Linked DNA regions of Homo sapiens: region 1 is linked to region 2. A link is an interaction called in ENCODE POLR2A ChIA-PET data of the cell type or tissue named here. Cell type or tissue: OCI-LY7. All regions are shown on one strand.

Region 1 (2,500 bases), 340 kb before region 2:
CTCCCAAAGCGCTAGGATACAGGTGTGAGCCACCCTGCCCAGCCCCATTGCTGTTGAACTTTTTTTTTTTTTTAAAGACAGGCTCTGGTTCTGTTGCCCAGGCTGGAGTGCAGCAGCGCAATCTCAGTTCACTGCAAGCCACCCACCGAGCTCAAGCCATCCTCCCACCTCAGCCTCCTGAGTAGCTGGGACTATAGGTGTGCACCACCATGCCTGGCTACTTTCTTTGTAATTTTTTTGTGGTTCAAATAGGAATCTTCCACGTGCATCCAAAATATTTTTGGTTTGTGACACTCAGTGTTATTATTGACTCATTTTTCCATTGGAAGGTGTGCCTCAGAGTGGGTGAGCCTTTTTGCCCTCAGTCTTCTGTCAGCACTCTAAGACTCCAAGTACTCTAAGAGATTGCTCACTAAAAATAAGAACAGCTGGCCATCTACCTCAAATGTGAGCCGTCACTTTTGTGATATAATCAGTCCTTATCTTTAGTACACAGATTTATGGAATATCACACTCACTGTCTGCCTGCTTTGGGGTGTTTCTCCTGTGTCATTCATTTTTGTATATTGGCATATAGCAAATATAGGAATGCTGTGTCGCAGCTGTGGGTCATGTATGTACTTGCAGTTAGCTCTTGCTCCCAAGAATGCAAGAAATTTATCAACAAACTCGTGTCATAAAAATAGTTTACAGTGATTTTTTTCTTAAAATATTTCAATGATTAAGACTTTTTTTAATAACCACAAGTGTATAATTGTAAAACCTAAGCATTACTCAGCAAATCTAGCAATTGTTGAATTGCATAAGCTTCTTGTTCATTGGAACTTTTGCTAAAGAATTATGACCTTTGATTTCTTATCACCATGACCTATCATTATGATAAACATGCCCCTCTTATGTATCCTTATACCCATTATAAGGATAAACAAGGGATAGCTCCACCCACCAGATGTCATAGACACAACTGGTATTTTGGGGATTTTGCTGTAGACTAATCCTGGAAGGAAGAGAGGTTATAGATAAAATAAGATTGGCCATGAATTGATTGTTGATTAAAGCTGGGTAGGGAACATTGGGTTTTCTCTGGTTTTATATTTATTTGAAGTTTTTCACCATAAAGTTTTTTTTTTTTAAGATAAAAAATAAAAGCATGAATAGTGTAAACAAAGTTTTGAAGGAGAAGGAAACAGGTTAGTAGCTAATTAACAAAAATGTTCTTGTTCCATTCAGGCACAGGAGTTTGGACTAGCCCAATAAGCATTAAGGAAACCATTATTTGTAGATTTCAGATAATGCAATGATAGTAACCAAAGTTATGCTCTAGAAGGGATAACATCATGGAAGAATATAGAGTAGATTGGAGGGTTCACACCCCAGAGGTAGTGAGACCAGTTCACTGCTATTATATAATGCTACCTTGAAATCATAGGGAGGCGACTGATGTGGTTTGCTAAAAGTCTCCAAAAATTTCAAAGGAGAATAGCTCTTCAGTCAGGTGCTAGTGCCAGCACAACAAAAAAGAGGGTTTTTTCCCTCATTTGGCCAGGGCATGGATTTGGACCATGTGGGTGTCATAATGGAGTATACCAAGTGATTTTGTTCCTATGATGAAAGTGAAGTCCATATTTTGTCTCCTGTCTTTTAGTAAATCAGTATAGATAAGTCTTTTTTTTTTTTTTCCCCCCGAGACGGAGTCTCGCTCTATCGCCCAGGCTGGAGTGCAGTGGCGTGATCTCCACTCACTGCGAGCTCCGCCTCCCGGGTTCACGCCATTCTCCTGCCTCAGCCTCCCAAGTAGCTGAGACTACAGGCGCCCACCACCATGCCCAGCTAATTTTTCGTATTTTTAGTAGAGACGGGGTTTCACCATGTTAGCCAGGATGGTCTCGATCTCCTGACCTCGTGATCCGCCCGCCTCGGCCTCCCAAAGTGCTGGGATTATAGGCGGGATCCACTGCGCCTGGCCAAGTCTTTTTTTTTTTTTAATTATTTTATTCTTTATTTTTTTCCCCACATATTCTAAAATAAGTCTCTTACAGTGTCTAGGTTTCTTTCCAAAGGTGATTAAAAATGAAGCATCATATTTTAAACTTCTGAGGCAGAACTGCTAGAACAAGAGTTTTGTTTTTTTTTTTTTTTTGAGACGGAGTCTTGCTCTGTCGCACAGGCTGGAGTGCAGTGGCGCGATCTCGGCTCACTGCAGGCTCCGCCTCCCGGGTTCACGCCATTCTCCTGCCTCAGCCTCCCGAATAGCTGGGACTACAGGCGCCTGCCACCGCTCCCGGCTAATTTTTTTTTTTTTTGTATTTTTAGTAGAGACGGAGTTTCACCGTGTTAGCCACGATGGTCTCGATCTCCTGACCTTGTGATCCTCCCGCCTCGGCTTCCCAAAGTGCTAGAACAGAGTTTTGATAATTTGTTTGAAACGAAGCACTCAAATCTTCTAGTTTATTTGCATTTGCAGTCAGACCTCTACAGATGCCAGCTAGATTACAGATGG
Region 2 (2,500 bases):
GGCGAAGCTTGCAGTGAGCCGAGATCGTGCCACTGCACTCCAGCCTGGGCGACAGAGTGAGACTCTGTCTCAACAAAAAAAAAAAGAAACCTGTTCTTGAGTCTCAGCTCCTGGCTTAGTTAGTCATAAGGCCTCAAGAAAGTCATTCACCTCTTCCGGCTTCTCTTAGCTTGTTTGTAGAATGGGAATAACAGTTTCTATCTAGAAGGGCTTTGGGAGTGAATAAAGCAATCATGAGGCAGTGTAGTGTAATGGGTTAAGAGCACGGCGTTAGCCAGGTGGGGTAGCTCATGCTGGTAATTTCAGCACTTTTGGGAGCCCAAGGTGGGAGGATGGCTTGAGCCCAGGAGTTTGAGACCAGCCTGGGCAACATAGTGAGACCTCATCTCTACAAAAAATAAACAAAATTAGCCAGGCATGGTGACACAAGCCTGTAGTCTCAGCTACTCAGGAGGCTGAGGTGGGAGGATCGCTTGAGCCTTAGGAGGTCAAGGCTGTAGTGAACTGAGATTGTGCCACTGCATTCCAGCCTGGGTGACAGAGCAAGACCCTGTGTCAAAAAAAGAAAAAGCACAGGTCTTGGTGTCCCAGACCTAGGTGCAAGATCTTATCTCCCCCATGTCCTTTCTTAAGTAAGTTAACCTCTTCTAAGCCCTCATTTTCTCCACATGTAAAATGGGAAAACAGCAGTACTGTCAGTGGGGTTCTTGGGAAAAGTAAGCATGATAATATATCTGAAGCATGTTGCCTAGCACTTGATCATAGAAGCTGTTGCTATATTGTGGTTATTTTTTTAGATCATGAGTGTGAACACTCTTTCGGAAAGGTTAAGGAACTCAGTTGGGGAGCTCCTCAAGGGAAGCAAGTCCTCAGTCCCTGGACTAGACTTGGGCTCCGGGGCCAATTCATAGCAGGTGCTCAGAAAACATGTGTAGAGGGACAGGACCCAGGCCTAACCCTTTCCCTTGCACATAAAAGTGTCCACTATCCCATAGAGGGTGGGGAGGTAGGAGGGGAACTTAGGAAAAGCACTCTTGTGAGGTAGAGAGCTCACTTACTAGCCTAAGGACAGGAAGAACTTGAAGATGCCTGATGCTTGCCCTCCTCCTCACTCCCCGCAGGGCCAGAGGTGGAGGCTCATCTCAGGAAGCTGGGCCTGGGCTATCGTGCCCGTTACGTGAGTGCCAGTGCCCGAGCCATCCTGGAAGAACAGGGCGGGCTAGCCTGGCTGCAGCAGCTACGAGAGTCCTCATATGAGGAGGCCCACAAGGCCCTCTGCATCCTGCCTGGAGTGGGCACCAAGGTGAGGCCCCAGGGGGTAGGAGCTGCCCTCTCTACTGACACTAAGAGGAGAGCAGGAAATGAGCCAAGCCTGGGAGCTGGGTGGAGGCTTGGCTTCCGGAGGCAGAGCAGGAAGGAGAAAGGATATAAGTAGATGTTTTATGAGAGAAAAAAGCAGAGTGCAGAAAGAGTAGAAAGGATATAGCCCTTTGAATGAATTTCTAGAAAGACCATTTGTTCAGATGCAACACATATATGCTGCTATATATATGCAGCAATTTCCAGAAGGAAATTGCAGGAAACTAAATAATAGTTTCCTTGGGGGAGACAAATGGGAAGATATTTCTTCTTTTCGGTTTTTTGTTTGTTTGTTTGTTTTGGTAGAAATAGGCTCTTAACAATGTTGCCTAGGCTGGTCTTAAACTCTTGCCCTCAAGCAGTGTTCCTGCTTTGCCCTCCCAAAGTGCTGGAATTACAGGGATGAGCCACTGCTCCCGGCCACATTTTGTTCCTTTCGTAAAATGACATGTACTGACAAAACTTTTTGCTTGATGTCAATAGGGTTAACTGGCAATAAGATGACTGGAAATTAGGCATTTGTCTTTTTTTTTTTTTTTTTGAGGTGGAGTCTTGCTTTGTTGCCAGGCTGGAGTGCAGTGGTGCAATCTCGGCTCACTGCAACCTCCGCCTCCCGGCTTCAAGCTATTCTCCTGCCTCAGCCTCCAGATTAGCTGGGATTACAGGCATGCGCCACCACACCCAGCTAATTTTTGTATTTTTAGTAGAGATGGGGTTTCACCATGTTGGGCCAGGATGGTCTCAATCTGACCTCGAGATCCACCTGCCTCAGCCTCCCAAAGTGCTGGGATTACAGGCGTGAGCCACTGCACCCAGCCTTTTTTTTTCTTTATACTTCTCTGTAGTTTAAAAAATGAATTTTTGCTTAAAGATTTTTTTTTGATGGGCTTTGGACTACAGCCTAACATTAAATCTTGGTTCTGCCTATTCTCAGCCATGTGACTTTGGCCAGGTCACTTCACCTTTCAAAGCCTCAGTTTTCTTGTCTGTAAAGTGGGTGTGGTAATACCTTCTTCCCAGGTTATGATAACCTGGCCCACATAGGTGTTCAGCTAGTAGCACCTCTTATTACAGCAATTTCAGTGTATTCATAGGCCGCGCATGGTGGCTCACGCCTGTAATCCCAGCACTTTGGGAGGCC

The links. Peaks named below come from ENCODE experiments on the same cell type or tissue, not always from the same donor. Only the 100,000 strongest peaks of a DNase experiment are listed, where the experiment ranks them.
Region 1: POLR2A ChIA-PET joins it to region 2 with 20 read pairs; 3 of 35 experiments call an interaction of 5 or more read pairs at or near these places.

Annotation. Positions count from the first base shown.
Region 1 is chr3:9,415,819-9,418,318 of GRCh38, forward strand. The region is part of intron 1 of SETD5 (SET domain containing 5); the gene reads left to right. Among named protein-coding and RNA genes, the nearest start is that of SETD5, 19 kb to the left of the region's middle. In OCI-LY7, no CTCF peak of the experiment used is centred here; no DNase peak of the experiment used is centred here.
Region 2 is chr3:9,753,583-9,756,082 of GRCh38, forward strand. OGG1 (8-oxoguanine DNA glycosylase) reads left to right here. Exons shown (of 7, transcript NM_002542.6): 4 at 1,122-1,303. Among named protein-coding and RNA genes, the nearest start is that of OGG1, 4.9 kb to the left of the region's middle. In OCI-LY7, no CTCF peak of the experiment used is centred here; no DNase peak of the experiment used is centred here; H3K27ac peaks cover 1,303 bases.